Linked DNA regions of Homo sapiens: region 2 is linked to region 1. Evidence: chromatin contacts called from ENCODE Hi-C data. All regions are on one chromosome and are shown on one strand. Each heading gives the region's core, a stretch centred on a gene start or an enhancer-like site at or near the end of the contact. The rest is flanking DNA. Distances are from core to core; before and after follow the strand shown.

Region 1 (4,371 bases), core at 311-2,810:
CACCACTCCTAATCTTTTCTACATATTCTGTAGGTTGAGTCTGAGAATAGAAATGCCATTTTTTACAAAGAAGGAAAAAGGCAGAGGTGGAGATGTGTGAGGCCACATACCACCCCGGAGCTCTGGTTAGGTCATTCCCAATCTCAAAAATTGTCAATGGCTCCCCAGTGCCCTCTCAATTAAGTTCAACATTCCTATTCTGACTTTCAAGTCCCTTCACAGTAGAGCTGCAGTTTATCTTGACAACCATAGTCTTTCTACAACATCCAGTAAAAGAGGGCTACTAACTATTCCTCAAGCTGGTGAGGGCTCTTCCATCTTTCTTTACTCTGGTCCTTCCACCTGGAAAGTCCTCTGCCCCTTCAAAGTCTGGTGTGTTTTTCAGAGCCCATCTCAAACACCACATGCACCTTTAAACACTCACATGCACACTGGCACTTCTTTTTATTTTCTTTCTTTTTTAAGAGACAGGGTCTTGCTCTGTTGCCCAGGCTGGGGTACACTGGGGTGATCATAGTTGGCTGTAACCTCAGATTCCTGGGCTCAAGTGATCCTCCTGCTTCAGCCTCCCAAAGTGCTGTGATTACAGGTGTGAGCCACAATGCCTGGCCTCTTCCCTCCTTTTCTGGTATTCAGCTCCCTTCTTTTATCAACCATAGCACTTTATACTTTTTTCATGGCAGTTGACCTATTGTACTTAAAAAACCTCTTTATTTTGAGAATTATAGATTCACAGAGAGTTTCAGAAATAATAGAGGAACTCTGTCTACCTTTACCCAGTTTCCCCCAAGGGTAACATCTGGCACTATTACAGTACCATGTCACAACCAGGACACTGACACCAACTGTCCCTTGAATGAGACCGTGTGATTTTGTCCTTCACTTTCCTCCCTTCCGCAGCTCCTGGAGGGAAAGGGCTCTGTTCTCCTCTCCCTCAGCTTTCTCCCTGTGTTACCCCTTCCTTTCCTCAGGGCCTTTCCATCCTGAGGGAGAACAGCACAGTTTGGTTTCCTGTGTCCCTTGCTGCCACGCTGCCGCGATTCTCCCAAATGTTGGTGTCCTTATATTGCTTATTGGGAATTAATCATTTCCTTTCAACATTGTGGCTTCCCAAAGAGCGAAGTTTTGCCCTCTTTTCTGGGGATGGAGATGTGAACTGGACCGGCAATTGAGGGGTGCTATGCTTGACGGGGATCTCTTCCTTGGATTCTGCCTCCCTGCACCCTACTTCAGGCACCCCGTGGTCTTTCAAATCTGCCACCGTGAGGTCAACTGTTCGGTGCTTAGGATGGAGTGTCCAAAGCCGTGGGTCCTTTGAGCCTTGTGAAGTCTTTTGTTTTGGTGGGTGCTGGAGGGGCGCACCTTTGGCCTCGCACGGTGCGGTGCTTCCGGCACCCCCAATCCTTCTACCGTGGGGCTCCGGCGTGAGCGCCACGTGCACCCACGCCCCGCGCCCCGTTCCGGTCCCCGCCTGCCGCCCGCGCCACTTCCTGACGCGCCCGGGGACCCACGGCCCCGCCCCGCGGCCGGGCTGGGCGGGCGGCGACCGCGGCTGAGGTACAGGTGCCTCGCGGTGCAGCCGGGTCGCCTTCCAGCCCGTCCGCCTCCCGACCAGGGCCCGCGCCCCGTCCCGCCTCTCTCCCGCCCAGCCAAATGCAGGCCGCCGCCCTCCCTGAGGAGATCCGTTGGCTCCTGGAAGGTAACGCCCTGGCGCAGGCCCCCTCCAGTGCTGAGCCGAAGGCCGAAAGGGGACACCAGGCCTCCCACGGCCAGGCTTTCTTTACGGCTTCGTCACTCACCTCCTTCTAGAACCTTAAGGCTTCTAGAGCCCTCAACTCCCTAGAGCCAGCTTTCCATCCTCTCACCTCAGGGCCCCTTTCACTCCCTGGAGTCCCACATCTTCTTTTGCCTTGAGGCACCTCCACGCCTCCACTTCACCTCCCCGGCTTCTAAAGTCCTCAGGCCAGGTTCTTGGTCCCCCATGCCACCTTGCCTGGTCTCCGACCTGTCCCTTTCTCCAAAGGACTGCCCTACATCTGTAGGGTTTCCCGTCCCCCTCCTTCCCCAGCCACGACTTCCTCACCTCTCACAGAAGACCCCAAACCTTCCTGCTTAGAGGTCCCCGAGGCTCTCCAGGGGGCTGCGAGGGGCTCATGGGATCCCCATGGGCCAAGGCCAGGTGGTTGACGTGAGTTTTTGTCAGTGCGAAAACCCCAGCCCTCCCTTTATCACCCTGCAGACGTCTAGGGGTCTCACCCACCCCAAGGCAGGCTCATTCTCAGTATGGGATTTCCTCCTTTTCTAGAAGTGCCCCCATTGTGGTGTGTTCACCTTCCAACTCCCATTGTGGTGTGTTCACCTTCCAACTACAGTGTCTAAGCGGTGGTTTAAAGAGTTCCGGCCATCCCCGTCAACACTCAACACACACTGCCAACACTCCAAAGAGATGTCACAAAGAGACGTTGCTAACGGGCAGTTTCATCTGCTGGGTTTCGTGGTGGAAGTCACTTTTACTTGCTTTCCTGTAACTAACCTTCCAGGGAGGACAGAGGCCTGGAATCTGCAGTCGCATAAGGCTCCCAGGAGGAAACTATTCAGAATTAAGCCTTTTGGCATCTAAGTTGACATAGTTGACACATATTTAACAGACGGCCTGCTTTGGGCAGGTCATATTTTTGGCAAGCAGTATTTTTTTTCAGTTTCTCTCAATTTAATTGGTTTTATATCTCCATTACCTTGTTATCTCGGTATAAATGCCTCCTAATCAAATATTTGGCAAGTCCTTTTGGTCTCTGTCTGTAGCACTATTTCCATTCTGGATTGCTTCTATGTAAAAGCTGTCAGCTAGATATTTCTTTTGAGGTGAGGTTTCCAAAATCCGTTTTACTTACGATCAGAATAAATCTAAATTTTGGGGGTAGAAAACTATTTGCAGGGTAAAAGAGAATTATCTGGGTGTCTAAGAAGAAACAATCCAGCCTTTCCCTCTGTTGTTGGTTTAATATTAGGCTTGTGAAGGAAGGCTGTAATTGTCTTTGGTTTCTAGGAAAGAAGGGACTGTGGCAAAAAGTTTAACTCTGCCCTTGCATTGAAATATATAAACTGATTCTTTTTATTGGTATCTGTCATTTGATGAGAGGAAACCTATTTTATAAGCTTATTAAACTATACTTCAGTTTTGTGTCTAGGCTTGGTAGAAAATTCCTTTTTATTTTCAGAGGCTTGCAATGAAATCCATTCCTTCAGCATTTTTGATGTGCAGTTCTTCATTGTTCAAAACTGACACTTTGGTAAACAACTCATTTCTGCACCTGCCACCTTCCTTTAGCTTAGATTATTTTCTTGTTAGCTGACTGTTTTTAATTGAAGTCTTCAGATCTCCTTCTAAAGCAGAACCTTTGTTTGCTGACAAGTAGAGCGGGGTATGAATGGAGATTAATTGCATGTCGCATACTTCTGTATCAAGCTTGCTGTATCTTAACAATCTCTGTTGGTGCTCAGGTCTTTAAAATATATGGAGGAGTCTGAAACCAAATTATAAGGAGCTTCGTTGGTTAATGTATTTCTTTAAGGCTTTTTTTTTTAAGTTTGCAATTAGAACTTGAATCTGAAGTAGAGAAAAAAATGTAAAGTGTGATTCATCCAGTAATTCTATTGAAAAATGTTTGAAGATATGTTTTTTAAAGGTTCCTGTAATAATAATAGCAATATATTGGTTACAAGTTTTATTTCTTTTGGAACACAGTCGCTGGTGTAGACCAGGAGGATTATTCATTGTGTTACAAATAATCTGTCCATATTAGAAACCCAAAATGGCCATCAATTTGTTGTTTGTTGCTATTTGTCTCCCCCACCACACACTTTTTAAGGTTAACTGTTGACAATTAGAAAAAATGGAGGTCCTGATCTCTATATAGTCACTCTGTGGGAGGGAGTCACAGGATGTGAGGGCTGCAACTCTAGTGCTGCCACATGGCTGTGGGGGTGGGGTTTCCACAATGAATTACTACTTTCATAAACCAAGGCATAAGCATTTGCACAGTGATTTAACACTGGACATCACAGCCATAACTTAAGCATTTATTTATTTATAACTACACAAGCATAAATGACAGGGGCATTTTTTGACATAATGTGTGTGCTTTTAAGAATAAAATATGTAAAGCATTGTGAAAGGTAGATAACAAAATTTTGCATAATGAAGAGAACAGAAATTCCCAAGGCCTAAAATTAATTTTGTTTAAATATAAAATTTGAGACACTTGGAAATGTTTCACTCGACCTAGAAACCTCACTTCTAAAAATCTGTCACTGAAGTGAAAGGTCATGAAGTAGTATATGCACGAAGATCTATGCTAAATGTTAATAAGT
Region 2 (4,002 bases), core at 1,487-3,986, 460 kb before region 1:
GGATGGACAAGCAGAGTGGGCCAACCTGGTAAGTTTAAGTGAGCCAGGCTGGATGCATGTTTTCTCTGGAGAAACTATGATGTAGATGAAATCAACCTGAAGGCTCCTGAAGGGAGCTCCTCCAGCTGAGGCTTCCCCAAACGGGGTGGAATTTACAGTGGGAGATGCTGTAGACCACCCAAACTTACCTGGCATAGCCAATGATCAAGCTGCCAAACACGGTTCCAATGCCAGCCCCTGAACCAGCCACACCAACTGTGGCTGCCCCAGCACCAATAAACTTGGCTGCTGTGTCAATGTCCCGGGAGACAACACTGGTCTGGAACTCCCGTCTGGCCACCTGGAGTGGGAAGTTGCTGTAGGAAGGCTAGAAAGAGAAGCAAGGCAGGCGAGATAGCAGAGAGATAGTATGGCATAAGGACAGGTGGCTGACTCTACCTCCTTCACCCCACCCACCTGAGCTCTGAAACTGTTGGCAAACTGCCTGGTAAATGCAGAATACTCTGATTGCAGAGTATGCTGGGAATTAGTCTTAGAGTCTGTTGTCAGACAGCAGACAGGACTAGGGAAATTTCATGGGTTAGGCACACCTCACTTTTATAAGTTTCTTACCTACAAGGCTTACCTTGGGGGACTTAGAACTATTAAAGCATACAGATTCTCCAACTCTCCTCCCACTTTGGTCTAAAGGCAACTTAAGCTGAAGGACCCCTGTCTGGGAACATTCCTTGATTTAAAAAAAATTAATTAATGGGTTTTTATGAGTCAGGGTCTTGCTCTGTCACCCAGTCTGGAGTGCAGTGGCATAGTCACAGCAGTCTCGACCTCTGGGATTAACCAATCCTCTCATCTCAGCCCTGGAGTAACTGGGACTACAGCCACATGCCACCACACATGGCTAATTTTTTTATTTTTTTTGTAGAGATGGGGTTTCACTGTGTTGCCCAGGCTGGTCTTGAACAACTGGGCTCAAGTGATCCTCTCGCCTCAGCCTCTCAAAGAGCTGGGATTACAGGTGTGAGCCACCATCCTGGGCCTTGGGAACATTCCTAAGAGAGCTATTCCTCCCTTACCTGTTTAGATGAATTCACTGGGCTATTCAAGAAGGAGGCAGACACAGGCCTGATTAGACCCCTGGTACAACAGCGGATCTGTAAAATCAGAAAGCCACATCCTACCAAATCAGTCAAGGAAAAAAAATCCTAATTGCTGAGCTGTCAAAAATGACTACAGATTTCATAAACAGAATAAGTTCAATGTATTTCAAGGTCAATTTATTCCTGTTCCTATCAGATAGGCCTGCCCCAGAGACAGCTGTCTCAATAGCTTGATATAGTCAGCAGTGGCAACCTTCACCATTCAAAACCAAACCAAAGTTCACTTCTTTGGGCACAGCTTTAATCAGCTTCTCAGAATGGAACAAGAACCCACACTAATACCAAAGCAGGTACAGGAAAGGTTTATACCCAGATCACCAAGTAATCAGATGGGGGAAATTTTATTCTGCTAAAATACACTCACAGCTACACACCCTAAATGGAGTGGGCCAGTCAGCCCCGGAAACCGACTGGAATAGCCATCCAAGGAGAGCCATCTGTAACATGGCTTTTTTGAAATAATTTTTAGTGCAGTGGTTCTCAAACTTGGCTGCACGGTGGAATCATCTGGAGAAGTCTTAAAAGATACAGATGCCTGGGTTCCACCCCCATTCCCAAAGTCTGATGCAAATGGTCTAAGGTGCAGCCTAGGCATCAGGATTTTAAAAAGTTCCCTGGATGATTCTAACGTGCAGCCACTGTTGAAAACCACTGTTTTAGTGGGCTGTCTCTATGGCCAGGACAGACTGGGGATAAAAATCAAATCCAGACTCTCTGACCACATTCCAAAGCCAAGATAGCTTGGTTCACAGGCCCAGATAAACAGGGGTTACCTTCATCACATCCTACAGCCACCTCAAAGAGCCTACATCATCAGGACGCCAAGCTCCCCTGGGTTCATTCATTAAACACTGATGGCGTCCACACCATACACCTGGTACTACAGAGCACTGCGGCGCGGCACCTTACCAGAGCTGGAGAAATGAATAATGCCCCGGCGGTCTGCATTTTTTCAGTCTGCAGAGGGGGAAAAAATAGTAATAATAATCCCACTGAGACCCTGGTTGTTTGCTTATAATGACGACCTTTGGTCGTCCCCTTCACCCCCGTCCGTCCTCCCTAGACCACGCTCTTCCTTGCACCGTGCCCCAGCTGAGGAGGGCATTAGAGGTCAGAGGGACAGAGCAGTGGGTCTTCAAAGCAAAGTCATGGAGATCGGAAGTCAAGGAAATGTGCCCAAGCCCCAGGAAGGAAATGTTGCGAAAGGGAATGGTCTCTCGGGAAGACTGGAGGCGGATACTGGGCAGGTGTCGCGCAGGATCCTGCCCATCTTACACAGCAGTCCCCGACCCGCCCCAGCCGAGGCAGTCAATCGTTCATTACCGTTGGTAATTAACATTCATTGATAAGGCCATATCTAGATTGCCATAGCCTCTCCCAGCACTGGGGGGAAATACCCCTCCACACTGCCCAGCCCACAACCCTGCCTATTGCTGGCTCCCGGCCCCAAGTCACCTGCACTCCTACTACCCTGCAACCCCTGCTTGGCCCACAGCGCTCGCCCGGCTCAAGGTGACAGACTCACCTCCCAGCTTTAGCCCTTGGTCTCAGCGCTCAGCTTCCCCCACCCACGTGTCCTGGACCTTCTCCATTCTCATTGGCCGTAATATCCCCGCGTCCCCATTGGTTGACGTCATCGATTCCCCACTCTTATTGGCTTTCCGCAGCTGCTTCCTCTCCCTCCACAGGAGCTTCGTGGCAATTCCCGCCTCCATGCGGATAGAGGCGGGGCTTTCCTACGAGATCTGGATTACGATTGGCCGATCCCTGAAACGCTCGACCATAGAGTTGGCGGGACTCAGAGGTTCCATAACCTCGCGCACAAGATGGCGACCAAGGTGTACGCTGAAGAAAAAGGCGTGGGAGAGATGACGGGACGTGTGACGCAGTCAGACACATGACTTTGGCCCCGAGCCTTCATTCGGGCGCTTGGGCCACGGGGCGCGTTGCATGTTGGGATTGGTAGTTGCGCTGAGGGGGGGGGCCCAAGGACAGCTGAGATCCCGCGAGATATTCTAGGCCGGGAGAGCCGATGCCTTTGCAGTAATTCCCACCGTGGAGGTTTGTGGAAAGACCGCTTTCCATGGAGAGTAAAGGCCGGCTGGAAAGTCCCCAAGCGGTGAGCGCAGTTTTGTGGACCTCAGCCGGTGTTCAGCAGTCATGGACTATCATCCAGATGGCTTTCTAAAACATTTGTTGGGCCGGGTGCAGTGGCTCACGCCTGTAATCCCAGCACTTTGGGAGGCCGAGGCGGGCGGATCACCTGAGGTCAGGAGTTCGAGATCAGCCTGACCAGCATGGTGAAACCCCGTCTCTACTAAGAATACAAAAATTAGCCGGGCATGGTGGTGGCGCGTGCCTGTAATCCCAGCTACTTGGGAGGCTGAGGCAGGAGAATCGCTTGAACCCGGGAGGCCGAGGTTGCAGGGAGCCGAGATCGCGCCACTGCACTCCAGCCTGGGCAACTGAGCAGGATTCCGTCTCGGGGGAAAAAACAAACAAAAAAATTGTTTATTTTGTAAAAACAACACTGAAAGAATGAAATAATATCCCTATAGAAAAACGAGCAAAGGATAGGAACAGGCAATTCAGTAAGGAAGAAATATGAATTGCAGGAACGAATGTCAGCCTTCCTAATCAAAGAAATATAAGTTTAAACGCTCCGCTTAGTACTGCTCAAAACAGCAGAGTTCTTTTTATTAATGTGAGCCACACGCTCTCCTATATTGCTGGTGAGAGGATGAATTAGAAAACCTTCCTTGAAAGCAGTTTGGCAATATTTATTTTTATTCAAAGGCTGTGAATGGGCCATCCTCTTTGACCCAGTAATTCTTGAGTAACTAAG

The links. Hi-C counts contacts between places; a loop is a spot of excess contacts on that map. Pooled maps may share reads with other maps.
Region 2: a loop to region 1 is called in a map with no recorded cell type, with 11 times the contacts of the local background. The contact joins the promoter of ATP5MC1 here to the promoter of SKAP1 in region 1. A Hi-C loop is called at or near these places in 2 of 37 single-sample maps with no recorded cell type and 5 of 50 pooled maps.

What each region holds. Positions count from the first base shown.
Region 1 is chr17:48,427,403-48,431,773 of GRCh38, reverse strand. It overlaps SKAP1 (src kinase associated phosphoprotein 1), which reads left to right and starts at 1,560. Exons shown (of 13, transcript NM_003726.4): 1 at 1,560-1,699. The coding sequence starts at 1,654. RefSeq lists a silencer at 1,387-1,646.
Region 2 is chr17:48,891,521-48,895,522 of GRCh38, reverse strand. It overlaps ATP5MC1 (ATP synthase membrane subunit c locus 1), which reads right to left and starts at 2,736. Exons shown (of 5, transcript NM_005175.3): 1 at 2,613-2,736; 2 at 2,067-2,114; 3 at 1,074-1,151; 4 at 189-367. The coding sequence starts at 2,105. LOC105371814 (a long non-coding RNA gene) reads left to right here. Exons shown (of 4, transcript NR_135674.1): 2 at 2,846-3,276. RefSeq lists enhancers at 1,934-1,983, 2,024-2,133, 2,714-2,833, 2,844-3,303, 2,941-3,920.